5 separate regions of the Homo sapiens genome follow, and all the other regions are linked to region 1. A link is a contact called in ENCODE Hi-C or POLR2A ChIA-PET data. All regions are on one chromosome and are shown on one strand. Each heading gives the region's core, a stretch centred on a gene start or an enhancer-like site at or near the end of the contact. The rest is flanking DNA. Distances are from core to core; before and after follow the strand shown. Region 1 overlaps MICAL3 (microtubule associated monooxygenase, calponin and LIM domain containing 3). Region 2 has its middle 21 kb from the start of LINC01634. Region 3 overlaps MICAL3 (microtubule associated monooxygenase, calponin and LIM domain containing 3). Region 4 overlaps ATP6V1E1 (ATPase H+ transporting V1 subunit E1). Region 5 overlaps MICAL3 (microtubule associated monooxygenase, calponin and LIM domain containing 3).

Evidence for each region. Hi-C counts contacts between places; a loop is a spot of excess contacts on that map. ChIA-PET counts read pairs that join two places held with the same protein, here RNA polymerase II (POLR2A). Pooled maps may share reads with other maps.
Region 2: a map of motor neuron shows a loop between it and region 1 (2.9-fold over the local background). The contact joins two enhancer-like sites. A Hi-C loop is called at or near these places in 13 of 168 maps with a recorded cell type or tissue (GM11168, GM12878, GM18951 and 8 more), 1 of 37 single-sample maps with no recorded cell type and 4 of 50 pooled maps. POLR2A ChIA-PET finds 5 or more read pairs at or near these places in 3 of 52 experiments (B cell, K562 and T-cell).
Region 3: a loop to region 1 is called in a pooled map, with 4 times the contacts of the local background. The contact joins two enhancer-like sites. A Hi-C loop is called at or near these places in 1 of 168 maps with a recorded cell type or tissue (esophagus squamous epithelium) and 4 of 50 pooled maps. POLR2A ChIA-PET finds 5 or more read pairs at or near these places in 2 of 52 experiments (MCF 10A and WTC11).
Region 4: a pooled map shows a loop between it and region 1 (2.6-fold over the local background). The contact joins two enhancer-like sites. A Hi-C loop is called at or near these places in 2 of 50 pooled maps. POLR2A ChIA-PET finds 5 or more read pairs at or near these places in 2 of 52 experiments (OCI-LY7 and T-cell).
Region 5: a map of PC-3 shows a loop between it and region 1 (5-fold over the local background). The contact joins two enhancer-like sites. A Hi-C loop is called at or near these places in 14 of 168 maps with a recorded cell type or tissue (CD8-positive, alpha-beta T cell, Calu3, HepG2 and 11 more), 5 of 37 single-sample maps with no recorded cell type and 22 of 50 pooled maps. POLR2A ChIA-PET finds 5 or more read pairs at or near these places in 3 of 52 experiments (A549, HEK293 and activated naive CD8-positive, alpha-beta T cell).

The regions. Positions count from the first base shown.
Region 1 is chr22:17,828,746-17,833,904 of GRCh38, forward strand. MICAL3 (microtubule associated monooxygenase, calponin and LIM domain containing 3) reads right to left here. Exons shown (of 32, transcript NM_015241.3): 21 at 3,109-3,362. Among named protein-coding and RNA genes, the nearest start is that of LINC00528, 54 kb to the left of the region's middle. Within about 2 kb of position 1,391, at least 14 of the 41 ENCODE cell types and tissues checked have a DNase peak (open chromatin) inside an H3K27ac peak, as active enhancers do.
Region 2 is chr22:18,047,788-18,053,205 of GRCh38, forward strand. No RefSeq gene overlaps it. Among named protein-coding and RNA genes, the nearest start is that of LINC01634, 21 kb to the left of the region's middle. Within about 2 kb of position 2,449, at least 2 of the 41 ENCODE cell types and tissues checked have a DNase peak (open chromatin) inside an H3K27ac peak, as active enhancers do.
Region 3 is chr22:17,962,926-17,968,536 of GRCh38, forward strand. The region is part of intron 1 of MICAL3 (microtubule associated monooxygenase, calponin and LIM domain containing 3); the gene reads right to left. Among named protein-coding and RNA genes, the nearest start is that of MIR648, 15 kb to the right of the region's middle. Within about 2 kb of position 1,871, at least 3 of the 41 ENCODE cell types and tissues checked have a DNase peak (open chromatin) inside an H3K27ac peak, as active enhancers do.
Region 4 is chr22:17,592,857-17,598,420 of GRCh38, forward strand. ATP6V1E1 (ATPase H+ transporting V1 subunit E1) reads right to left here. Exons shown (of 9, transcript NM_001696.4): 7 at 5,338-5,432; 8 at 1,673-1,760. Among named protein-coding and RNA genes, the nearest start is that of SLC25A18, 32 kb to the left of the region's middle. Within about 2 kb of position 1,900, at least 4 of the 41 ENCODE cell types and tissues checked have a DNase peak (open chromatin) inside an H3K27ac peak, as active enhancers do.
Region 5 is chr22:17,993,958-17,999,565 of GRCh38, forward strand. The region is part of intron 1 of MICAL3 (microtubule associated monooxygenase, calponin and LIM domain containing 3); the gene reads right to left. Among named protein-coding and RNA genes, the nearest start is that of MIR648, 16 kb to the left of the region's middle. RefSeq lists enhancers at 1-391, 392-892, 2,484-2,683. Within about 2 kb of position 2,679, at least 5 of the 41 ENCODE cell types and tissues checked have a DNase peak (open chromatin) inside an H3K27ac peak, as active enhancers do.

The DNA.
Region 1 (5,159 bases), core at 141-2,640:
GGTTAAGATAAAGGGACAGCTAGCAACTGGGAAGGGAAGGTGGCTGTTCAGCAGGTGCCACCTGATCTGAAGGATTCGTGTTCCTGCCAGGAGCCAGCTTCCATCTGGGAATGGGTGACATGCCTCCTCTGAGTCTAACCAGACAATCTGGCCTTGGCTTCAGTCACTATGACAGCCTCTTCAAGCAACAGGGAATGTGAAATGGGCAGAAAGGACCAGCAAGACCACCCAGTGTGATGCTGGCCCTGTGCTCTGCCGTATGTGGGGTATCAGCCCATTGTTGGAGCTGCTAGTCTCTATAGATTTGTTGCTGGCCCTGCAAGCCGTATGTGGAGTATTAGCCCCTTGTTGGAGTTGCTGGTCTCTATAGATGTTGCTGGTCTCTATAGATTTGTGGACTTTTTCTGAGGTGAATTTGCCTTTTTTTTTTTTTTTTTTGAGACGAAGTGTCGCTCTTGTTGCCCAGGCTAGAGTGCAATGGCACGATCTCAGCTCACCGCAACCTCCGCCTCCCAGGTTCAAGCAATTCTCCTGCCTCAGCCTCCCAAGTAGCTGGGATTACAGGCATGTGCCACCATGCCCGACTAATTTTTTATATTTTTTAGTAGAGACAGGGTTTCTCCATGTTGGTCAGACTGGTCTCAAACTCCCGATCTCAGGTGATCCACACGCCTCGGCCTCCCAAAGTGCTGGGATTACAGGCATGAGCCACTGCACCCGGCCGTCAATTTGCCTTTCTTTATGGTGCTGGGTGGGACTAAGTCACAGCAGAGTCACCTAACAGCCTGGATGCACAGGACTGAGGAAGGTAAGTCAAAGAGTGCAGGGCCTTTCTCTACCTTCTCAGCAACAAAGAGAAGAGACACATTCTTCTCTCAGAGTCCTGCTGTGCTTCCTGCTAATACATGCAGCCTTGGGGACTTATCGACAGCACAAGCCAGCATTTCCTCCTTTCTCAGAGAAACATTAAAGGCACCTGCACTGGCGATAGGTTTCCTGCATCAGAGAAGGAGCCAAGTCTTGGCTGGAGATGAGCTTGCAGTAAAACATATGCGGCATAGATGGGGCCGCATTCCATGAGGCCACTTCTGGAGCCTTCTCCAACTTCCTCCAGAACCTCTTCTGACTCACATGTTACTTTGCGCCTGACTGTCTGGGCAGGCTGGGACCAGGGAGAGTAGCCCAGTGAGATGTGTGCAGAGCCCGTCAGCACAGTTCCATAAAACACAGACCTTTGTCTGTGAGACATGCTCTTGGAGGCAAATTTTGGATGGCTGCCAGGGAGCTGGGGTAGAAGGTGGGCACGGGGTAAAGTGGGTACCTTTAAATGTCCTCAAATCTTCTTCCTGTGGGAGGTACCTGGCGCCACTGGCCTTGCAGTTCTGTGTCCCAGGGGCAGTACTCCCCTTCTACAGCAGGGGGAGCCAGAGACCCACACAGCATCAGGAATCCCACAGCGCGATCAAGCAGGGAGGGAAGAGAAGGGAGTAGTGGTGTCCAGCCACTGCCTGCACAGGCACCGTCGGCTGCCCGACAGACACACCTGCGCTAGGGACACAGGCTCCGGTCTGGGACTCTCGGAGTTTGGCTGAATCTGTCAGTATGTGTTTGTGTAGTTAAAGCTCTTTTCCTACAGGTTTGGTCTTGACGTTAGCACTAAGTCCAGGAAATTAAGTCTGCGTGAAGGAAAGCTCGGCTCAACTCTCCTGAAAAGGGAACGTGCTTCGACCCGAAGCTGTGCCAGGGCTCAAAGCTGCCGAGTGATCATCATCAGATGGAGATGACGATGTCTGGAACAGTGCAAACAAAACACCGTGCCCTGGACCAGCTGTGCATGCTCACTCTGCTGGCTAGCAGAGGCCACGCCGGCACCTGGCTCCGCAGACACGGCAGCATGGAGGGAGAGCCCAGATTCACAGACCCCATTTCTCCTAAGGCAGACAGGGTGTGGAGTGCGGGTCACTAAGGGCTGCCTGTGGGTCCTGCCCAGCCTCTGCCTCAGAGGGAAGAGTAGAGAACTGGGAGAGCAGGTCCTTAGGGAGCCCGAGGAAGTCCCTGACGCCAGCTGTTCTCGCGGACGCCCAACGGTGCGGTTCCTTCTGCTAACCCACCTCACTGGGGCCAACATCCTGGAGCTGCACAGCTCCCAGGGGACTGGATCAGGAACATGAGCCCTGTCAGGCAAGGGCTCAGCCCTGTGTGCCAGAGAAAACAGACCCCCGGATGGGACTGGGCAGCAAGCACACAGGTGCCAGGAGAAGCAGAGATGAGCACAGTGCCAGCTCTGCAGGGCCTGGGGTCACTGAGAACTCAACCGATCCTCTGACCGCTGCAGGGAGTCACTGGTGCTCAGAAATTAAAGGTCATGTCCTTCCTGCTCACTCCACATCTATCTTTTGGGGACTCAGATCTCCACCTGCCCTGGCTCCGTCTTCACCACCCCCCAGACTTCTGCGCTGCTGGAGCAGAGAAAGAATGGCCTTCTCTCCTGCACAGGCCCAGCAAGTCCCTCCTCATCACTTGAGGCCACACACACCCAGAGATGGGGCAGAATTGAAAAATCTCAAGTCCAAGGCAAGAGACTATTTCAGAACCAGCCAGAGTGGCTGGCCCCTGGGCCTGAGTATCCCTTCAGGACACTGTCCCCAAAACGCTGCCCTGCGTGCCATCAACTGAGCCCCATCCAGTGGGCACTAAGCTCATAGCCACCTCCGAAACCCTAGACTAGGATCAGGGAATCCTCTAGAAAGCTAAATTCCCTTTCCTTATTAATTTTTTCAACTGAAACTACAGGGCAAAAAGAGAAAACGAGGTGGAGACAAGTAGGAGTGGCCTAACTTGGATGAGTACTTGGACTGGCTCTCTGCCTTCCACTTCCAGTTTCTAAACCAATGTGCACAAGGGACATTACTTCCACTGCCAACCGCCTGCTCAACGCTACGGTGTCCTCCCCTCTGCCCCCCATGTCTTATGTCAGGAGGGGTGGTCCCTGGGCTGTGCAGGAGGCACGTCCGTGTGACGTCAGCCCCAGAAACCTCTTACACTCACGCATGAAACAGATCACTTTGGGGGGCAGGGCAGAGTTCGGAGCAGAGATTTTGTTCTGACCTTCACTGGACTCTTCCTCCTCCTCGTCATAGTCCTCCTCCTCCTCCTCTTCATATTCTTCCTCCTCCTCCTCCTCCTCTTCATTCCCAGGCCCAAAGCTCTTTGAGGCCTCTAGCTCCTCTTCACTTTTCCCTTTCAGAAGGGCATGGATCCGCACGGCCTCCTTCCACGGAACACCACCCAGGTCAGATGGGGGCAGGCGAGGCTCCTCCTCCTCCTCCTCTCCCTCCTCCTCCATCTCAGACTCGGAACTACTGTGAGGAAATAACCACATAGCCAGAGTGAGGGAATGAAGAAAAACTGAGAAGGGGAAGGGGAAGGGCCACCATCAGAAACAATGCATGTCAGGCAAAGCAGCTGCTGAGCAGGCGGAGAGAGACAGGAGGGAGGAGAGAGCGGCATCAGCAGGACAGGGTACCTGGGCATGAGAAGCCACCTACCCAAGCCCGACTAAGGGGACAAAGGGAAGAATGCCTCCTGCTCACAGACCTCACGCACTTCTCCTCAGGTGGATGGGGTAGGGAGGGGACCACCGAAGGCTGCCTGTGGGTCTGGCCCAGCCTCTGCCTGTGGAGGGGAGTGTGCAGAACTGGGAGAGCAGCTCCTCACGGAGCCCATGGAAGTTCCTGACTGCAGCCGCTCAAACTCAAGCCACAGCCCCATCCCTCAGGGTGCTTCAAGCAGCAAACACTGAGATCGCTGGTTTACGTTTCATAGACGGCCTCGAGGGCACAAGCAGGGCAGTGGACTCATTCTGATATAAACCCATGACCCTGGGAATTGAGAATGGAAAGTCTTCTCTCATCCTGGCCCACTGTCTAGTTAGAGGAACTCAATTCTGTGTGACTGCGGCCTGTCAGAAGCCTCTCAGGAGAGCTGTGGGTGTGGTGGGGGGAGGGGGGACCCAGAAAGGCCTGGACTTAACTGGCTGATGATCAAGGTCTGTGTGCTGGGGTGGGGCGACAGATTCCATTTCCTGGCACTCCTTAGAACCCTACCACGTGCCAATCCCTGAGCAGGACACTGTGGGGACACACAGGGAAATGACGGCAAAGGCACCGCTCACTGCAAAGCCACAGGACAGAGACGATGGGGAAAGGGTGGAGACAAACCTCCAACCCCAGGGCCATCGCTCCTGCCAGCTGCTGCACTGCCAAGCACTCCCCTCACAGCTGCAGGCAAGCGTGGCCGACATAGGAAGCCGCACACCTGTAAGAATGCACATGCCACAACGGACACTACCCAAACCGTAGCTCCTCGCTCTGGCCACCCTCCTGCTGCAGTGTACCCCACTCCTGCCCTGTGGAGGGAGGCAGGACAGGAACAAAACCGGGTTCCTTGCAACCTGTGGGGCTCCAATACACGCAAAACCCCAACATTGCTGCACAAATGGAGATGTTTCTGAGTGTTTCGTGGTCTGATAATTCCCAAAGCATCTTTTTCAGGAGAGGCCTTGCCTGCAGTGAGAGGCCGGGGGAAATCAGCTTTCACGTTAAAGCCATGGCCCGACCTCTGGCCCAACAAAATCCAAGAAGCATCAGGCACGAGAGGGCATCTGCCCTGACCTCCTGCGAGGGTGTGTCCTCTCTCTGCCCAGGCAGGCTCTCCCCTAGCCTGCTTGTGTGTGAGAGGGCGAACCAGTAAATACACCACGATGAGCACTGAGGGGCACTGCCAGGGCGATCACTGCCAGGTGAAGAATCTCGCCTTGTCCAAAGAGAGGACTCCAGCCCTTGTCCTTGGCTCCACGAAAGTAACCTAGACACGCCTGGGGTGCCCTGCCTATGGGGCTGTCACTGTTTGCCGGAGACCCCGGTTCATGTTGCATAGTCTAGTAATGTGATTAGGGTGAGGCTTTGGGTAGCACGGTATCCAGTGACCCGGAGACTGAGATCAACCATGTGGATAATCAATCAATCATTGCCTATGTAATAAAAACTCCAAACACAGGGTCTTAGTATTGCTCAGGTGAGCAATACTCCTGGCGTATCGTCACACATCGAGACCAAGAGAGTACAGCTGTCCTGGCCCCACAGTGAGCACAATGGAAG
Region 2 (5,418 bases), core at 1,199-3,698, 220 kb after region 1:
CCTTGACAATACTTTCCAACAAACTACATTGACTTTTTAAATAACGATTTTATTTCTTAGAGACAGGGTTTTCTTGCTACTGTTGGCTGGGCACAGTGGCTCATGCCTGTAATCTCAACACTTTGAGAAGCCAAGGATGGGAGACTGCTTGGAGCCAAGAGTTTAAGGCTAGCCTGGGCAACATGGCGAGACCCTATCTCTACAAAAAAAAAAAAAAAAAAAAAAAAAAAAAATTAGCCGGGCATGGTGGTAAGCCCTTGTAGTCCCAGCTACTCAGGAGGCTGACGTGGGAGGATCCCTTGAGAATGTGAGTTGGAGGCTGTAGATGAGCCTGATCGTGCCAGTGTACTCCAGCCTGGGTGACAGAGCCAGACCCTGTCTTAAACAAAAACAGAAAGAAAGCAGTGCTAATGGCACGTACATGATCCCAAATAGCCTCCTGGAATCTCACCCCACATCGTCCGGTGCTCCGGACGTTCTCTGTGTATGGAGTCACACCTCACGTTTTGTTAGGCAGAAGGTGCGGGTGTTATGAAACATAAGTAAGCTAATGAGAATAAACAAGAATCTTTTTCTCTAGGGCCTGAGAATATTTAAGGAACATAGCTCTAAAGTCCCCCCCTCATCTGCCAGTGCATTTAAGATTCCAGAAAGCAGAAGACCGATTCCGGACCACACAGGAAGCCCGACGCCCGACGAGAACGGGCACGGAGGCGCTGCCTGCGCGCAGCTGGTTTACATTCCCTTGCTGCCGCAGAATCACGCGGTGCCTCGAGCAACTCCTTTGACCCTCTTAGAACCCATTCCTTTTCCAAGGGGATTAGTTCCTTCCGTGCAAAGGCAGACAGAAACGCGTTCTGCCCCTGTCCATTTAGGGAGCTCGGCAAACACCACGTGCCGCTCGCTGCTGTGACGAGCGCCTTCCACCCAGTTATCTCTCCGCCCTCCGCGTTTTATCTGCCTCACAGTGCCTTTAACGGATTTCCTTTCCTGTTCCCCTCCTATTCCAAGTGCTTCAGGTGTTCAAGTAATCATAGCGATTTTAAAAGCCTCTCCTGTTTCTTGCCTGGGAAGTCAGATGGACCCACAGGAAGAATTCACCTCAAGGCTCAGGTGAAGACTGCGAGAAAGGTGGCACCTAGAGCAGAGAAGGATGGCAAATTGTGATTTTGACACGTGGCCTGAGCCACGGTTCTGATTCCTGGCGTGAAAACCCAAGGAGGCCTGAGGGGGCCTCAGCACTGGCTGTGCTTCCCTCATCTTTCCTTCTGTTTAATGAATCTACTCTGCAGAGAGCAGAGCAAAGGAGACCCATGGTCCTCGATGAGCCCATCTTTTTATTTATTTATTTATTTATTTTCCGGGACTGAGTCTCGCTCTGTTGCCCAGGCTGGAGTGCAGTGGCATGGTCTCAGCTCACTGCAACCTCCACTTCCCGGGTTCAAGCAATTCTCCTGCCTCAGCCTCCTGAGTAGCTGGGATTACAGGTGCCTGCCACCACACCCAGCTAATTTTTGTATTTTTAGTAGACACAGGGTTTCACCATGTTGTCCAGGCTGGTCTTGAACTCCTGACCTCAGGTGATCCGCCCACCTCAGCCTCCCAAAGTGCTGGGATTACAGGCTTGAGCCACTGCTCCCGGCTGAACCCATCTTTTAATTTTTTGAAATAGGGTCTCGCTGTGTCGCCTAGGCTGGAGTGCCATGGCGCAATCACAGCTCACTGCAGTCTCGATCTCCTGGGCTCAAGCAATCCTCCCACCTGTCTCCTGAATATCTGGGACTACAGGCGAGCGCAACCTTGCCTGGCTAATTTATTTTTTTTTTTGTATTTTTAGTAGAGACAGGGTTTCACCGTGTTAGCCAGGATGGTCTCAATCTCCTAACCTCATGATCCGCCCGCCTCGGCCTCCCAAAGTGCTGGGATTACAGGCGTGAGCCACCGCGCCCCGGCTTTTTTTGTTTTTTGTTTTTTTTTTAAGACAGAATCTCCCTCTGTCGCCCAGGCTGGAGTGCTGTGGTGCGATCTCGGCTCACTGCAACCTCCACCTCCCGGGTTCAAGTGATTCTCCTGCCTCAGCCTCCCAAGTAGCTGGGACTACAGGCACCCGCCACCATGCCTGGCTTTTTTTTTTTTTGTATTTCTAGTAGAGACAGGGTTTCACCATGTTGGCCAGGCTGGTCTTGAACTCCTGACCTCAAGTAATCCGCCTACCTCAGCCTCCCAAAGTGCTGGGATTACAGGCGAGAGCCACCGCGCCGTTTTTGCTTTTCTAGAGCATTATTAGAGAAGTTTTCCAAATGTTCATTGTTATCCTGAGTGGGCTGAGGGTAGCTGAGAGGGCAGTTAAGGGGTTGAGATGGGGGAGAATGGACTAGAAGAACCCTGTGCCCTAGAGAATCTAGAGAAGTGTCTGCACAATGGCAGGGAGCCATGGCTCCAGGGAAAGGCAGGCCGAGGACAGGACTTGAGTTGCCTTTTAGGGAAGCAGCCTTACCAGCAATTCCAGTTTGAAAAATTACTTTGCCAGCACAGATCAAGACTTGGCTCCTTCTGTCTGGAACAGTATGAGGACGACGTCTTTGGGGTTCTACCCTGCGTCTCCCCAGTCACTCCCTAGCCCATCATTTAAGGGAGGCAGTGGAGATTCTAGGACCCGTTTGCTGGGGTAGGTCCCAGAGGCCTCAGAGGAAGCCTGGCCTCACAGTTGGATAAGGCTGGTAAATATTAGCAACAAAACGGATTACTATGCTGTGCAAGGAACAGGAAGTCTATGCACCCGATTTTTAGGGGAGAGAGAGGTCAGGCTGGGTTTTGGTGCAAACTTTCTGGTTATCTTTCTGCCAGAATCTTCCCCAATGAGCTCTTCCCCACATGCACCGCGTGTGGCAATCCTGGGCAGAGGTAAAGCGATAAAGATGGTGGGAAACCTGCTGCTGCTTCAGGGAATCAGGCCCCCAGAGAAACAAACCGACAGGAGGCTTCTGTGCTAAAGCAGGTGAGGCTGCCCTGCTTGAGCACTGGGGTGGTCCTGGGCAGGAGTCATGGTGGAGATGGACAGGACACCCTGGGGACTGTAGGCTGCCTTGTTTCAGCAGCAGAAGGGTCTCTGTCCCTCTCTGAGGCCAAGTTTCTATGGGGACTCTTGGAACCATCTCTTCTCTGCTTACGTGGCTTCTCCCTTTTCTCTCCCAAAGTTTTAACCCCCAATCCTCTCTCTTGTTATTTGTAATTAAAAAGAAAAGATTGGCCAGGTGCAGTGGCTCACACCTGTAATCCCAGCGCTTTGGGAGGCCGAGGTGGGTGGATCACCTGAGGTCAGGAGTTCGAGACCAGCCTGGCCAACATGGCGAAACCCGTCTCTACTAAAAATACAAAAAAATTAGCTGGGTGTGGTGGCACACGCCTGTAATCCCAGCTACTCAGAGGCTGAGGGAGGAGAATTGCTTGAACCCTGGAGACGGAGGTTGCAGTGAGCTGATTGCACCACTGCATTCCAGCCTGGGTGACAAAGTGAGACGCCGGAAAAGAAAAGGAGAGGGGAGGGGAAGGGAGGGGAGGGGAGATTCCCTTAACGTTAATATTAATACCAGGCAGATGCGGCGGCTCATGCCTGTAACCCCAGCACTTTGGGAGGCCAAGGCAGGCAGACTGCTTGAGCTCAGGAGTTCGAGATCAGCTTGAACAATGCGGTGAAACCCCTCTACTAAAAAAACAGAAACAACAAAAACCAAAAAACCCCCAAAACCTGAGGTGGGAGGATCACCTGTACCTGGGGAGGTGGAGGCTGCAGTGAGCCACAATCATGCCACTGCATTCTAGGCTTGGCAAAAAAGCAAGACCCTGTCTCAAAAAAATTAAAAAAAATTAATATGAATAGCACTTACATTGTGCTGTGCAAGGAACTGTTTTAACCGCTTCACACATACTCATTTAATCTTCACATAACTCCTCTAAGGGAGTAGATGCTATGATATATTTTAAAGAAGAAGAAGCCTGGACATGGTGGCTCACACCTGTAATCTCAGCACTTTGGGAGGCCAAGACAGGCGGATCACTGGAGGTCAGGAGTTCAAGACCAGCCTAGCCAACATGGTGAAACCTCGTTTCTACTAAAAATGCAAAAAAAAAAAAAATTAGCTGGGCATGGTGGCGGGTGCCTGTAATCCCAGCTACTCGGGAGGCTGAGGCAGGACAATCGCTTGAACCCGGGAGGTGGAGGTTGCAGTGTGCTGAAATCGAACCACTGTACTCTAGCCTGGGTGAGAGAGGCTCTGTCTCAAAAAAGAAAAAAAGGGCCGGGCGCGGTGGTTCACTCCTGTAATCCCCAGCACTTTAGAAGGCAGAGGCGGGCGGATCCCGAGGTCAAGAGATCGAGACCATCCTGGTTAACACGGTGAAACCCCATCTCTACTAAAAATACAAAAAGTTAGCTGGGTGTGGTGGTGGGCGCCTGTAGTCCCAGCCATTCAGGAGGCTGAGGCAGAAGAATGACGTGAACCCGGGAAGCAGAGCTTGCAGTGAGCCGAGATCGTGCCACTGCACTCCAGCCTGAGCAACAGAGCGAGACTCCATCTCCAAAAAAAACCAAAAAACACACACACAAAAAAGGCAGCAGCAGCAGAGGCACCGGGGTTTCAGTGAGTTGCCCCAGGTCATGTTGTGTCCGGAATTGGTGGGTTCTTGGTTTCACTGACTTCAAGAGTGAAGCCACGGACCCTCGCGGTGAGTGTTACAGCTCTTAAAGTGGCGCGTCTGGAGTTTGTTCCTTCTGATGTTCGGACGTGTTCAGTTTCTTTCTCCCCGTGGGTTCGTTGTCTCGCTGGCTTCAGGAGTGATGCTGCAGATCTTCGTGGTGAGTGTTACAGCTCATAAAGGCAGTATGGACCCAAAGAGTGCGCAGCAGCATGATTTATTGCAAAGAGCAAAAGAACAAAGCTATCACACTAAGGAAGGAGGCCAGAGCGAGTTGCCTCTGCCGGCTCGGGCAGCCTGCTTTTATTCTCTTATCTGGCCCCACCCACATCCTGCTGATTGGTAGAGCTGAGTGGTCTGTTTTGACAGGGCGCTGATTGGTGCGTTTACAATCCCTGAGCTAGACACAAAGGTTCTCCACGTCCCCACCAGATTAGGTAGATAGGGAGTGTGGACACAAAGGTTCTCCAAGGCCCCACCAGAGTAGCTAGATACAGTGTCGATTGGTGCATTCACAAACCCTGAGCTAGACACAGGGTGCTGATTGGTGTGTTTACAAACCTTGAGCTAGATACAGAGTGCTGATTGGTGTATTTACAATCCCCGAGCTAGACATAAAGGTTCTCCAAGGCCCCACCAGAGTAGCTAGATACAGAGTGTCAATTAGTGCATTCACAAACCCTGAGCTAGAAACAGGGTGCTGATTGGTGTGTTTACAAACCT
Region 3 (5,611 bases), core at 621-3,120, 130 kb after region 1:
AAAAAATTTTAGAGACAGGGTCTCACTATGTTGCCCAGGCAGTCACGAACTCCTACCTTCAAGCAATCTTCCTGCCTCAGCCTCCCAAAGTGCTGAGATTAGAGGTGTGAGCCACCACACCTAGCCAGCGAGAAACACTTCTATTCCAATCAATAATTTAACTTCAGCTACAACCTTCCTAGACACAGATTTACTTACTTATTTTTGAAACGGGTCTCACTCTGTCGCCCAGACTGTAGTGCAGTGGGGTGATCTCAGCTCGCTGCACCCGCCGCCTCCCAGGCTCAAGTGGTCCTCCCACCTCAGCCTCCCAAGTAGCTGGGACTACAGGCATGTGTCATCACGCCTGGCTAATTTCTGTATTTTTGTAGAGACAGGGTTTCAACATGTTGCCCAAGCTGGACACAGGATGTTTAAAGGAAGACTGTTAGGGACACCCATGGCGTGAGATGAAATGACAGCCATCTCCATTCTTTAATGACAATGATTTTGCTCCCCTTGCCTTCACATAAATGCGGGCTAAGGACCTGACAGTCCCTATCTCCCAAGCACTGACGCAGGAGAGCTGTGAACACGTGATGGGCCTCCGTCGCCGGTTCCTTACCCTGCCACGGCCAAGCGCCATCCTGCCTCCATGCAACCCCAAGGAGAGGAGGGCAGTGAGCATCTCTGACACCCCTTGGCACTGAGGTGAGACTCTTCCTGTGAGCCCGCACCCCATCAACGTGCTCCATAAGCCATAGGAGTCACCACAAACTTCGCAAGTGGATAATAGTCAGGCCTCACTGAAGACACAGCTACCCATGCTGATCCAGCCAGGAGGGTCGCTTCTGTGTCTCCTCCTACTCCACACCCACATGAATCCCACAGGCCGATCATTGCCTTGCAAGGTAAGATGCCCTGGTGCAGACAAGGAGCCGCTTTACCCATCAGGCTACCAGCTGAGGGTCAAATAGGCACAAGGTCGTGGGGACATATTTTAAGGACGTGGTCCCTACTCTTGCTGCATTTATAATACACAGTACAATCTGAGACCCTCGCAAATTTTGTAACACAATGGCAATAACAACCATTATTGGTTACCAACTAATTGGTACCATTAAGGTAATAACAGAGAGACTTCCTTCTGGGCCTTCCCCAAAGGCAGACAAAGGTTGGTTTGCTTCCTAATCTCAGTCTCCAGGACATTACAAACAAAGGATTCAAAATGGTGTTACTACTGGAGCTGGAATTCCGTGTTCTAACAAGAATGAAGAAAAGAGCCAATCAAGACCCAAAAAATCTGCCTCTCCTCAGCTCAAGAGGAAGAAGGCCAGCCTGCTGTTGCCCTCTGTCCCTGCATTCCACAGCACCAGGCTCTTCCCTCACATCCCTCTCCTCACATTCTTACCTTATATGATTGAGGCCAAATATGCAAAGCCCCGTCTCCCAGCCATGTACACAGTAGCTGCTGGCTGAGGACACTGCTGCCAACGCCACAGGCCCCAGCGAACAGCCCTGACTCTTATGTGATGATCTGCTTTTGGGTCCTGTCACTATCTGCGCACACAGCACACGTCCACATGTATCACTGACCAACCCTAACAGGGCAAGGGTGGGGATGTCAGAGATTAGCTCCACAGGACTTGGACCCTACGTGAAGATTAAAAATTTAAAATCAAACTCGGGCATTTCTGCCATCTGTAACCCACCTCCACACTAGAACCCTCTGACAGAAAGTTTCTGTGAGTAGGGAAATCTGGTCCACAAATAAGCTGTCCCTTTAAAGATCTGCAGCAACTTAAAACCAGCTGGTTTCTGGTACAAGCCAGTCCTCAGAAAGTAACTCTCACTTCAACTACAGAGGATAAGGTCCAATGATTTTGAGTTTTGTTTTAAAAAACAAAGCAAAACAAAAACCCCGAATTGCTCAGCTGGGACACTGGCTGGTTCAGGAGGGCTGGGGGTTTTCAGAAGCAGCAGCCGCATGGCACTGCTGACCGTAAGCGCACTGCTAAACTGAAGCGCGGTGGAGGTCTGGGAAAAGGGGAAAGCAAACACTCCAAAACAGAAACGCCATCGCTGAAAGGGCACAGAGCAGGTGCGGGCCTGCCCCCAGGTGTCTCCCACTCCCTGCGGTAGGAAGTCCTCTGACAGAGGGAGGAAACTGGGCCAAAGGAAATCCATGCATCCGCTGCTCTCCTTTCCCTCCTTCCCCTTCTATTTAAAAAGAAGAGAGTTTGAGACCAGCCTGGGCAACACAGTGAGACCCCGTCTCCAAAAAAAAAAAAAAAAAAAAGGAAGGGAACTATTTCTGTGCCTGAGAATGGCTGTGCTTGCGAGAGTCCTTCTGTATCAGAAAGCAATGACTTTTTACAGGATTGCAATAATACCCGGAACCCCTAAAAGACCCTGGAACTGGCACAAGGGTGCCTATAATTTCAATGCTTAAGAGAGGTCCTGAAGGCATGTCACTAACACAATGATTAGAGACCATTTCTTACCACACATCAGAGAGTCTTCATGCTTTGGTCTCCTACCTTAGAGAAAGCACTGACTCCATTCATCCCAAGGACTGAAATAATGGTGCTGATGAAGATGAGGCCCCCAGGAATAACTGCAGCTATAGTGTATTCATCACTTACTACTGATATACTGATTGTCACTGTGAGTTAAGTATTTAATACAGCGATCAGCCTCATGTGATAGACAAGAAAAAGGAGACAGAGAGGCTACGTAACTTGCCCCAAGTCACACAGTAAGAGCTGACACCTGATCCCAGGAAGCCTGGAACCGTGAACACTAAGTAGCCTCTCTACTGATATCTGCTATCATCTTAATCCAGAAACCACCCTGTAAGTAGTTATAATTATCTGCAAGTTACAGATAAGGGGGAAAATAGAATTAAGAAAGGTCAGATCACTTGTCCAACTAGTAAGCTATAAAGCCAGGAGTCAAAAATCCAGGTCTCCAACCTCCACATTCTATGCCTTTTCACTACACTGCACTCGAGGGTGGTCTGACCAACCACCACGGGACCAACCACCGTGGGACTTCCATGTAGACAGCTGTTCCCAGGACCAGAAGAAATAATACTGGGCCACAGGGCACACAGGCAATGAAGAGTCAACACACATGAACTAGAGAGGAGTCGGAGGTAACTCCATGCCATGCAGGATCTGCCATCTGCTGCCAGCTTCATCATTCTCAGACAGAACCCTCATCCTGCCACATCCTGCTTGACAACCACACACGTTTCCTTATCATCCACTGCTTCATGCCTCCCATCGAATTTCCAGTCCCTGACTCTGGCCACCCAGCTTCATCCCACTTTCCCTGAGATAACTGCCCTCCAAAGTGGCCCCACAGCCTGTGGGCACATTCCACTCCCTCGGGCCTGGGTGTGGTTCCCCACACCTGAGCGCTCCTCCTCCCCTCTCCAGCCTTATTCCAGAACCCCGCAGAAGACCTGCCTTCTTCACAAAGCCTCCATCTCTTCTCGTCCTTTCTGAGCCCCTCCACCTCCTCACTCCTCTGCAGTTCCAAACAATTCAATCCTTATTCATATCCAGACAGTACTGTTTGCATTGTTTCTGTTTCTCCAATGGAAAATTCCTCAGGGGAAGAACCATGACCAATCCTCAGGAGATGAGGGTAGCAGAGGGCTTCAGAGCACAGGCTTGGGAGTTGGACTGAGATTAATCCTGACTCTGCCACACACTTGGCTGTCCAATTCCTAGTTAACTCCCCTGCCAATGGTGATAAAGACAGTACCAACTGTCTAGGGTATTTCTAGGAAGTAAACGACAGAATGCATTTCTAAAGCATCTTCCATGATACCTGGCAAAAATGGTCCATGAGTAATTATTTCAATGATTATGTATCTGCCCCCAGTGTAGCCTGAGCCTTGCTAAATGTGCAGCTGGAACTCAGGAAGCAGCTGCAATTAATTGACAGAAAATTATTGGAGGTTAGGGTTATCTGTAAGAACTAGACAAAGGAAGAAAAGTAAGAGGGAATTCAAGAAAGTGAAATAGCAGATGGGAATGGGTAGTGGAACAGGGGAAATAGGATCCAAGGACTAAGTCAAATCTGTAAGTACTTCCTGGGCACCCATGTGTGCACACACTCCATGGGACTGATCAAGGGTAGGTGAGACAGAGGTTCCATGGACAAGGGCCACCATCCAGCTAAGCAGTCAACCAACACGTGCTGAAAGAACAGAACACCTGTGGCACAGATGCAAATGAACAGGATGGCCAGCATCCCTGGTCTATCCTGGCATAACTACTCGTTTTCACCATCAGTGATTTTGTTATCTTTATGTGATAGAGGCTATTCCATACAACCTATTGGCTGAAAATAATGCCTAACAATAAAAAAGCTACTAAGAATTCAACATTTTCCCATGCATTTGTATTCTGTTCATCACAACGGCATCTACATACCCTGCAAAAAAAAGTAGAACACATATATTTAAGGCATTTACTCAAGCGACAATATTTGATGAATCTGCCCTATGGATTCACAGTCTTGGCCACTGGGCAGTGTACATGCAAACACACACACACACACACACACACACACACCCACACACACCCACTCATGCCTACAGCATGGGGATCCCACTGACAACAGCTCAGAAGAGAGGTAAAGGTTAAGGACAGGCTTCTAACAAATTCAGTTCAATACATTTAAGTACATATTATAATAAAAATGAGGACCAGGTGTGGTGGCTCACGCCTGTAATCCCAGCACTTTGGGAGGCCAAGATGGGAAGATCACTTGAGACCAGGAATTTGAGACCAGCCTGGGCAACACAGCGAAACCCCTTCTCTATTGTAAAAATGACTAAAAATTGGCTGGGCGTGGTGGCTCACGCCTGTAATCCCAGCACTTTGGGAGGCCGAGGTGGGCAGATCACTAGGTCAGGAGTTCGAGACCAGCCTGACCAACATGGTGAAACCCTGTCTACTAAAAATACAAAAATTAGCCAGGCGTGGTCACGCACACCTGTAATCCCAGCTACTCAGAAGCCTGAGGCAGGAGAATCGCTTGAACCTGGGAGGCGGAGGTTGCAGTGAGCCAAGGTTGCACCCTGTACTTCAGCCTGGATGACAGAGTGAGACTCCGTCTCAAAAAAAAAAAAGAGTAAAATTTAAAAATTAAATAAAAATAATTATTAAATGATGCTTGTAAAAGTAGGTAAATAGATGCAAGTTTCACGGAAGAAAGGGTGGATCTGAGGAGATCCTGAAGGATGAGACCAAGTCCAGCAGAGTGAAGAGGAAAGAGAGGAAATGGCGAGAATTCACATGAGCAAAGGGGGAATCAGATAGCGTGCCCAGTGCCGAGCCCTGCCTCTGTGGAAGCGTTGGGGGAGGGAGAAAAGCCTAGCAACCTTGCCAGAGCTCAGACCCGCCCTACTGAGGGGACACTCACAGGTGAGCAGGTGTTCACAGGTGAGGACACTCCACGGGGGAGCAGCACAGGAGCCGGGAGCTGCTCTGGGAAGAGCTGAGGCGCCAGAGCTCCACAGTCGCAGACTCAAACCGGAGACCTCACCAGACCCTGGCTCGGGCAAGCTTCCTCAGGCTACATTTCCCCACCACAAAACAAAGATATATTAGTA
Region 4 (5,564 bases), core at 650-3,149, 240 kb before region 1:
CAGTGGCGCATCTCCGCTCATTGCAAGCTCACGCCATTCTCCTGCCTCAGCCTCCCAAGTAGATGGGACTACAGGTGCTTGCCACCATGCCTGGCTAATTTTTTTGTATTTTTAGTAGAGACGGGGTTTCACCATGTTAGCCGGGATGGTCTCGATCTCCTGACCTCGTGATCCACCCGCCTCGGCCTCCCACAGTGCTGGGATTACAGGCGTGAGCCACCAAGCCTGGCCAGAGTGCTGCACATCTTAACCACAGGTGGAAAGCCATGAACCTCTATGTGGCTGGGAAGGACTCACAAAGCCACGCACATCAAAGCCACCCTCTCCTTCCCTGAAGCAAGTAACACATTCCTTGGTGAGAAACTTAACTCATCCCAAATCTGGGGTTCAGACTGCTTACAAAAGGGACACATTAAAAAAAAACAAAACAAAAAAAAACCTAAAGTCACTACTATCTCAGACTTAACTCATCATAATCATCTCACCACAATATGCTGGGTCACCTACACTCTTTCTTCAACAAACATTTACTGAGTGCCTACTATGGCCACAGCAGCTGCAAAGAACACTTCCAATGCCAGCTTAGGCTGGAAGCACTTGCTACAGCCACTGATGAATCCTTAGGAGAACTTAACCCTGGACTTCCAAGGCTCGGCTGTCCAACAGGGCAGTCCTAGCTACAGATGGTTATTGTGTGCTGAGAAACTGAATTTTTCGGTTTAATTAAATATCCGTAAGTGAGTAGTGGCTATGATACTGGATGGGACAGTGGCTACTAGGAAACAATGTTCTGAGGTTTAAGTTACCAGAATATGAAAAAATCAAGGTGAAAGTGCTTTAGTTATAAGACAAGTATCTGCATAAACAGTAAACTGCATATCTAGGTCAGGGAATAACTAGGTTGGCAGCCACAGCAATAGACTCCCACTAGAAGTCTAGAAGATGCCCAGCATTTTAGAACAAATGGAATTTTCCTGGCTTGTTTCCTAGAGTTCCTGTGTACAAATCTGGAAACATCTGAAAAGCCAGCAGCTTTATGATAATTCCTTTAAATAAGTATTTGTGTCTGAGCACGGTGGCTCACACCTGTAATCCCAGCACTTTGGGAGGCCAAGGCGGGTGGATCACCTGAGGTCAGGAATTTGATAACAGCCTGGCCAACATGGTGAAACCCCGTCTCTACTAAAAATACAAAATTAGCCGGGTGTGGTGGCAGGTGCCTGTAATCCCAGCTACTCGGGAGGCTGAAGCAGGAGAATCGCTTGAACCTGGGAGGTGGAAGTTGCAGTGAGCCAAGACTGCACTCCAGCCTGCGCAAAAAAGAGTGAAACTCCATCTCAAAAAAGCAAAACAAAACAAAAAAACACAAGTATTTGCTTTAGTTCCCATCACTCCTGTTAGAGAAAGAACTTGTCAGCACCTTACATGTAGTAAAATGTACATATTCGAATCCTAGGTCAACAAAACACTTGTTCTGACCCCAAATTCACCCTCATGTAAATGTTACCACCTCAGCAAATGCTACTACATGCCCAATTCTCATTCTTTTTGAGAAAATGTCCAAAACTGGAAAGACAGCAACAAATCCCAAATACCAGTGAATGGACACGTGTTCTCTGTCCCACTTCAAAGTAACAGCAGACCAACTACCAAGAAGTACCCCCACACTCACCTGCTGGGCTATGAGATCCAGCCGGCTTTCCAGGGTGTTGGAAACCTTTATTTTACGATCTCCATTATAGATCTCAACTCCACCAGCTCTGCAAAAAAAAAAGCACAGGAAATAATCATTTTCAAAGACTTGAGAAAGATACATGGTACCCTTTACTCCCGCAGAGGAATGCCCTTGTCTTGGTGTGTAGACTGCGCAACCTAAGCAACAGGCTTGAAAGGAACTGAAAAAGCTTCTGAAGATGTAACGCACAGTTGGTTTCAGGAAACCCCAGTCCCCGCCTAGATGTCCATTATATGAAACAGCGTAGTATTTGCATACAACCATCACACATCCTCCCCTATATTGCAAATCATGTCTACAGCACTTAAAATAGCTAATACGATGTAAATGGTTGTTATACCGTAGTGTTTAGGGAGTGAAAAGAAAAAGTTGGTTGAATTCACAGGTGTGGACCCCAAAGATACAGAGAACTGACTGTATTCATCTCAATAACTGTCATTTACCAAGTGACACTATGTGTCAATTTGTTTTGTTTTTTTTGAGACTCGCTCTGTTGCCCAGGCAGGAGTGCAATGGTGCGATCTTGGCTCACTGCAACCTCTGCCTCCCGAGTTCAAGCAATTCTCCTGCGTCAGCCTCCCCAGTAGCTGGGATTACAGGCACCTGCCATCACGCCTGGCTAATTTTTGTATTGTTGTAGAGACGGGGTTTCACCATGTTGGCCAGGCTGGTCTTGAACTCCTGACCTCAGGTGATCCGCCCACCTCTGCCTCCACAAGTGTTGGGATTACAGGAGTGAGTCACCGCGCCCAGCCTGTGTCAATTTGATTTTATGTTACAAAACCTGTTTTAATTATCACAGCCAGCCCTCCCCAACAAAATGAAAAAGAGAGGATTTCATCTCAGTTTGCAAATCACTCAATCCTCATCTGAATGTTTTCTTAAGCCCAATCCTGCTCATTACTGATGAGGCCCTATCACGACTGCATGTGTGTCTGATAAAAGATGCCACTGCTGGCCGGGCGTGGTAGCTCACCCCTGTAATCCCAGCACTTTGGGAGGCCGAGGTGCTCCCAAACTCAAGTTTGAGGCCAGCCTGGCCAACATGGCGAAAGCCTGTCTCCACTAAAAATACAAAAATTAGCTGGGCATGGTGGGGCGTGCCTGTAGTCCCAGCTACTTGAGAGACTGAGGCAGGAGAATTGCTTGAACCCAGGAGGCAGAGGTTGCAGCAAGCCGAGATCACACCACTGCACTCCAGCTTGGGTGACAGAAAGAGACCCTTACTCAAAATACAACAACAACAACAAAAAAAGAGGCTGGGTGCGGTGGCTCACGCCTGTAATCCCAGCTCTTTGAGAGGCCGAGGTGGGCAGATCACGACATCAGGAGATTGAGACAATCCTGGCTAACAAGGTGAAACCCCGTCTCTACTAAAAATACAAAAAAAATTAGCGAGGCATGGTGGCGGGTGCCTGTAGTCCCAGCTAATCGGGAGGCTAAGGCAGGAGAATGGTGTGAACCTGGGAGGTGGAGCTTGCAGTGAGCCGAGGTCGTGCCACTGCACTCCAGCCTGGGTGAGAGTGAGACTCTGTCTCAAAAAATAAATAAATAAATAAATAAGATAAAAAATGCTATGAGGTTAGTGCTAATACGTCAATTTACAGATAAGGGAATCAGGGCTCACTACTATGGTTTGAGTCTGTTCCCTCAGAAACTAATGGTGAAATTTGATTCTCAATGTGGCAGTGTTGGGAGGTGGAGCATAGTAGGAGGTGTTCAGGGCTCAAGGGCAGATCCCGAGGCAATGAACTGTGGCGAGGGCCTGGATTCTAGCTCCGGCAGGACTCGACTGTGAGCAGAGGGTGGGCTGGTATGATAGGGAGTCTGGTTCCCTAGGCTCTCTGGCCTCCTCTCTCGCCATGTGGTCTCTATGCACACACCCACTCCCCTTCCACCTTCTGCCATGAGTGGAAGCAGCCTGAGGCCCTCACCAGATGCAGCTGTCCAATCTTGAACTTTCCAGCCATGAGAATCATGAACCAAATAAACCTCTTTTCTCCATGAATTACCCAGCCTCGGGTATTCTGTTATAGCAACACTAAATGGACGACACCACTCAATGAAACTGAATAAACGAGTCCAAGATTACCCAGGTAGTAAGTGGCAGAATCAGGAATCTAACCCAACTCTGACAGCATATCTTATGAGTTTATATACTTTTTCCATTTACAGAGCATTTTCACATGTACTATCTCATCTTTTTTTCTTCACTGCATGAAACAAAAAAGCAAAAAGCAATGATCCTATTTTACATATGATGAATTCAGTCTCCAGGTCCCATAGTAGCAAAAGGCCAAGATAGGACTCAAATCTAGGTCTTACATTCCTAAGTGTGATAATCAGCTAACTTCAAAATGTGTCCAAGGCACCAGGCATGGTGGCTCACGCCTGTAATCCCAGCACTTTGGGAGGCCGAGCGGGCAGATCACGAGGTCAGGAGATCGAGACCATCCTGGCTAACACAGTGAAACCCCATCTCTACTAAAAATACAAAAAAATTAGCTGGGCGTGGTGGCAGGCGCCTGTAGTCCCAGCTACTCAGGAGGCTAAGGCAGGAAAATCGCTTGAACCTGGGAGGCAGAGGTTGCAGTGAGCCAAGATCATGCCACTGTACTCCAGCCTGGGTGACAGAGTGAGACTGCCTGTCTTAAAAAAAAAAAAAAAGTGTCCAAGGTACTTTCTTCAATGTTAGTCAGTAGTGTGGCTAGGTGGCCTCAGACAGGCCAGTGAAATCGAGAAAATGACACTGGCTCTCCCCTTGTCAGGAGTTTCTACTGCCTACCCCAGCTACACAAAGCTTGTTAGGAACACTGATCCCAGAAATGTTCTGTCATTTCCTCACAGTCATAAAAATACCACTCATACTTGCAATTCTATCTCTAAGGAACCTAACTACCAGGCATACACAATTCTTGTTTTGATAACTATTACTTAGAAGAAGGGAGTATCTACCTCAGCATCCAATACAGAGATCTGGTCCTAGCTTTCATTCTGGGGGCCACCTCCCCGCAGAAGGAAAGCAGTGACCATAAACCAGACTTTTTTTTTTCTGAGATGCAGTCTTGCTCTGTCGCCATACTGGAGTCCAGTGAGTGGCGTGTTCTTGGCTCGCTACAACCTCCACCTCCTGGATTCAAGCAATTCTCCTGCCTCAGCCTCCTGGGTAGCTGGGACTACAGGCGTGCGCCACCACGCTCAGCTAATTTTTGTATTTTTAGTAGAGACAGGACTGGACTATGAGCAGAGGGTGGACTGGTATGATAGGGAGTCTAGCTCCCTAGGCCATGTTGGTAAGGATGGTCTCGATCTCTTGACCTTGTGATCCACCTGCCTCAGCCTCCCAAAGTGTTGGGATTACAGGCGTGAGCCACCGCACCTGGCCAAACTAGACTTTTAGAGTATATTTAGCCAGCCAACAAGGGAGAGCAAGAGAGCACTGCGAGAACAACAGGAACGGCTGCAAGTAGAATACACCACAGCTCTAGCCTTGTGTCTAAGAGTGCGTTTAAATGGTGAAAATACCATTTAAAAAAGGCCTGGTATAAAGGCCACTCTCCCAGGGAGAGAAGGTAGCTGTTAGCAGCAGGAATACTCCTTACATGTCTTCAGGCAGGTAGGACTCCTGGTCAATTTGGACATCAACATCGTTTTTGGTGGCAATTTTGTACATAGGAATTGCCTTCTGCACTGCAGCCTGGAAGTATAGAACACAATGAGAGGTGTCACTAGGAACTATGAAGCAAGTATCCAAAAACTCAACAGACTATACAAGCAAGGATACCTCCATTTATCCCAGGTAAAAGAACAGAGGCACCGCTGGTGGGAA
Region 5 (5,608 bases), core at 1,429-3,928, 170 kb after region 1:
TTAGCCCTCTGTGCCCCACTTCCTAGTGTGAAAAGCAGGGATCATAACAGCACCCCGTCTGTCCGCTGTGGTGAGGACTGAGCGCGTTAAGACACGTGGGCACTCAGGACAGTGTGGCATGGCCAACAGTCTCTAAGCATCTCTGATGCTGCCATCGCTGCTGTGCTCATCAGCGCCAGGTGCTGCTCTCCCACCCCTGTCCCTGTCCCATCACAGCCTGACAATTCTCAGCCACAACAAGGAGCTTTGTTGGTGGAGGAGGGAGGAATATGGCTAGAACCTCTGTAAGCTGACTTTCTGTGGGCTGGGGACAGTCCACGCTAAAGGGTAGCTGCCATTCCCCTGGGGGCTCCAGGTGCCAGGAGTGAGCACTCTGCATCTTCCCCCTGACCAAGCTGCTCCTCCTCTCTTGGCTTCCAACACTGGCACTGGCCTCCCGGGACCCATGCTACCTCCAGACTTCAACTGGCAACAGAAAAGAGACAGAGGGCTGGGTGCAGTGGGGTGCCTGTAATCCCAGCACTTTGCAGGGATCACCTGAGCCCAGCAGTTCAAGACCAGACTGGGCAACACAGAGAGAGCTTGTCTCTCCACAAAATTTAAAAATTAGTCGGGTGTGGTGGTGTGGGCCTGTAGTCCCAGCTACTCAGGAGGCTGAGGTTGGGGGATGGCCTGGCCCAGGAGGTCAAGGCTGCAGTGAGCCGAGATCATGCCACTCCAGCTGGGGCCACTCCAGCCGGGGCCACAGAGTAAGACTCTGTCTCAAAAAAAAAAAAGAAAAAAAAAGAAGCATGGGCAGGAGAGAAGAGAAGCCTGGGACCCACTAAGGTTTATTTCGCCTTTACACAGGAAAAGTCAATAAAAGCCACTAGTTAACCACAAGGCTGTGCTGTCCATCCCTCTCCTGCCAGAGTTAACCAGACCGAATCTCCTGCCAGAGTTAACCAGACTGAATCCTTCAACAGATATACAATTCAACAGACACCTGCAGACGTGCCTAATGCAGGAAGACTCCTCACTAGATTCCCTCACACATAACACACATGCACTCTGAGCTGGGCGCTAGAGAGACACGGCCTAACAGAACACGAAAAAGATACTGTTGTCCTTGCCAAGGTCCTCACTACTTAGCAGAAGCTCTTGCCCTTCCGCTTCCACCTTTCATCAAGGTATAAGCCAACAGTCTCACTTCTTCTCTCTTCTTTAATCTGATTTCTGTCCTCCCTTTTTCTTTTAAGAGACAGGGTCTCACTCTGTCACCCAGACTGGAATGCAGTGGTGTGATTATAGCTCACTGCAGCCTCAAACTCCTGGCCTCAAGTGATCCTCCCACCTCAGCCTTCTGAGCAGCTGCGACTATAGGTGTACACCACCATGCCCGGCTAATTTTTAAAATTTTTGTAGAGACAGGGTCTCACTATGTTGCGCAGGCTGGTCTCAAACTCCTGGCCTCAAGCAATACTCCTACCTTGGCCCAGCCTCTCAAAGTGCTGGGATTACAGACGTGAGACATTGCACCCAGCCTTTTCTTTAATTTTTTTTTTTTTTTTTTTTTTTTTTTTTGGGACAGTAGGGTCTTGCTCTATCACCAAGGCTGGAATGCAGTGGTGCGATCTCCGCTCACTGCAGCCTTGGCCTCCCAGGCTCAAATGATCCACCTACCTCATCCTCCTGAGTAGCTGGGAATACAAGTGTGCAACACCCACACCTGGCTATTTTTTGTATTTTTTTTGTAGAGACAGAGTTTCACCATGTTGGCCAGGCTGGTCTGGAACTCCTCACCTCAGGTGATCTGCCCACCTCGGCCTCTCAAAGGGCTGGGATTACAGGCATGACCCACCACACCTGGCCTCTTTTCTTTTTTAAAACTGCGGCAATCATCTCTCCTCTGTTGAACTCACCAATGAGAAAAAGTCAATGGGGCCAGGCATGGTGGCTCACACCTGTAATCCCAGCACTTTGAGAGGCTGAGGCAGGCAAATTGTTCGAGCCCAGGAGCTCTAGACCAGCCTGGACAATGTGGCAAAACCCCATCTCTACAAAAAATTTTAAAAATTAGCCAGGCTTGGTGGTGCACGCCTGTAGTCTCAACTACTCAGGCAGTCAAGGTTGCAGTGAACCATGATCGCACCACTGCACTCCAGCCTAGGTGGCAGAGTGAGATGCTGTCTCAATTTAAAAAAAAAAAAAAAAAAAAAAAGGCTGGGCACAGTGGCTCACACCTGTAATCCCAACACTTTGGGAGGCCGAGGCCAGTGGATCACAAGGTCAGGAGATCGAGACCATCCTGGCTAACACGGTGAAACCTTGTCTCTACTAAAAAAAAAATACAGAAAATTAGCCGGGCATGGTGGCAGGTGCCTGTAGTCCCAGCTACTCGGGAGGCTGAGGCAGGAGAATGGTGTGAACCCGGGAGGCGGAGCTTGCAGTGAGCCGAGGTCGTGCCACTGCACTCCAGCCTGGCCCACAGAGCAAGACTCCATCTCAGAAAAAAAAAAAAAAATGCAATCAACTGCAAGGCTTGGGGTGACAGTTTCCTGGTCATTCTTCCCAGTTTTTTTGTGTCTTTATAGCTAGAGATGACTAAAGCCCACCTCCAAGAAAACAGCAAGTCACGTACAACTGAAGCCCATGGGGGCAGGATGCTGTTCTCTCCACCGGGGCAATCCAAGCACCTGAGTGTCTGACACCACCCATCACCCAGGGGATCCGAGCTGAATTCTAAAGACTGGAACCAAAGATGACAGAGTGCGTGGCTGGAGAGAGGGGGAAGTCCACAGAGTTTAGGTAAATTTCTGAACCACATCCCCACCACGCCCACAATGTACTGCATTGAAGTACACCGGAAGCTAAAGACCAAAAAGGAATCAGATTTTCAGCTCTGCCACCTAAAGCAGAAACTGAGGGCCTTATTCACCGCACAGACTTTAGCCCAAGTGCCATGCCTCCAGTTTCACAGTTTCACCAGCAGCTCAAGCAAAATGGCCTGGACACTAAAGATGGCCTCTGGGTCAGAGTATCACTCATTTCCTCTGTCCACAAACCACTTTGATTCTCTTTGATTCTCTCTGTCCCTCATCTCCCCATCTAGTCTTTTTTTTTTTTTTTTTTTTTTTGAGACAGAGTCTTGCTCTGTCACCCAGGCTGGAGTGCTGGAGTGCAGTGGTGTGATCTCAGCTCACTGCAACCTCGGCCTCCTGAGCGCAGGCAATCCTCCCACCTCAGCCTCCAGAGTAGCTGGGACCACAGGTACACACCACCACGCCCAGCTAATTTTTGTACTTTTTGTAGAGATGGGGTTTAGCTATGTTGCCCAGTCTGCTCTCAAACTACTGGGCTCAAGCAATCTGCCCACCTCAACCTCCCAAAGTGTTGGTATTACAGGCATGAGCCACTGCGCCCGGCCCATCTGGTCTTATTAAATACTTCATTCTCTGCAAATGCAGACGTTTTCTCAGCTCTGATTATTTTTTCTAAAGTAATGACCCCCCACCTGGCTAGATGAATGCTTCTAGCAAAGGAAAAGACCAGAATGTGAAAATTGTACTGCAATAGAACATAAAGCCCGTCCAACCCCACCTCCCATCAGACCTGGGGTGGTGGCAGCAGCAGGCGTCAGGGCTCTCAGGCCTGCCCATTAGTCATCCCTAAGGCCCGTTAGCACACGGGTTAGGAGGAGCACACACTCTGGAATCAGAAAGCCCAGGATTGAACCCAGCCCTGCTTTCAGTCAAGGCTTTGTCACTCACTATCACTCCCTTGACCTAGGACCTCACAAAACCTTGTCATCCGTAAAACTGGGGATGATAAGTTCTACCTTGAATGTTGTTGTGAGGAATAAATGAGGTAATGTCTATGCAGCACCTAGCACAGATTCCTGCAGATAAACACTCAATAAATGTTAACTATCATCCACTACCTAGTCATCAGAAAAGCACAATGATCTGGTATCTTTAAGTCCTTCCGCTTCCAAAAAAAAAAAAGAAAAGAAAAAAGAAAAAGATGTGTGGATTTTTTCCCCCTAAAGGTCTCAGTGAAGTGAAACTTAAGAAGGAAAACCTGGGCCGGGTGTGGTGGCTTACGCCTGTAATCTCAGCACTTTGGAAGGCCAAGGAGGGTGAATCACCTGAGGTCAGGAGTTCGAGACCAGCCTGACCAACACGGTGAAACCCTGTCTCTACTAAAAAATACAAAAAATTAGCAGGGCGTGGTGGCAGGTGCCTGTAGTCCCAGCTACTTGAGAGGCTGAGGCAGAAGAATCGCTCGAACCCAGGAGGCAGAGTGCATGAGCCAAGACTGCGCCATTGCACTCCAGACTGGGCGCGACAGAGCAAGAGACTCCGTCTCAAAAAAAGAAGAAGAAGAAGAACCCAATTCAAATCCCAGTTCAGGGACCAACTCATTTGCAACTTAAAGCAAATCATGTTACCTCCATTTCTTTGCCTATAAAATGGGAATAATAGACTCTATTAAACTTTAACGACTTCAGAGACAATTAAGAATCAATGAGATAACAGGTCATGAAAAAGCTTTCACTTCCTCAAGTAAAAAGCAACTAAGTAGTAAATCCAGAGCATAATAATAATAATAATTATTATTATTATTATTTTTTTTTTGAGATGAAGTCTCGCTCTGTATCCCAGGCTGGAGAGCAGTGGCGTGATCTTGGCTCACTGCAACCTCCACCTCCCAATTCCCGGTTAAGCAATTCTCCTGCCTCAGCCTCCCCAGTAGCTGGGATTACAGGCGCGCACCACCACGCCCAGCTGGTATTTTTAGTACAAACAGGGTTTCACCACGTTGGCCAGGCTGGTCTTGAACTCCTGACCTCGTGATCCGCCCGCCTGGCCTCCCAAAGTGCTGGGATTACAGGTGTGAGCCACCGCGCCGGGCCCAGAGCATAATTATTATTAAAATGCCAGGCCCCATAATATTATGGAACATAAATAAGCCAATGATGGCTCTTATTTTTTCTAGAACATTAGATTTGATGCCCTTTTCGTCTGTTCACATGGAACCTGCTACAAGACGGAGAAGGCAAATGGCTGCTCCTAGCAGATCCCAGTTCAGAGGCACGGCCCAGCAAAGCTAGCACTCTGCCAATGGTCAGGCTTCGACCATCTGGGCCACTTCCCAGAAGCCAGTGCCAGGAGAAATTAGGTAATTCATCTGGTTCCACCTGGACATGTGAAACCAACGACAACCAAAATCCTCACCTGCAGGACTACTCGACAGATGCAGGAAAGGGTCCCCTTTGACCCTCTGCTCTTCTGTACTGAATGGTGTACCACTCTTCCAGGGCATGTGCCATCCTTCCTTTAAAGGGCAACACATGATCCAGGAAGAAGAGCTCAATTTTTCCTTATTTTTACTTCTAGGACCAAGACGTGAGTTTCATTTTTAATCTACCACAGAAATGTCTGGAGAGCTGGAAGTTTGAGTGGGAGGAGGAATGGGGGGGACCTCATTACCCTAATTTAAAAACGGAGCATGCAACCAAAACTGCATCCAATATCATCATCCCCAGGTCTCTCAAACCCAAGGAAGAGAGGAAAAATTTACTTTTATGTTTATTGAACATCTGCTACGTGCCAAGGACTGTGCTAAG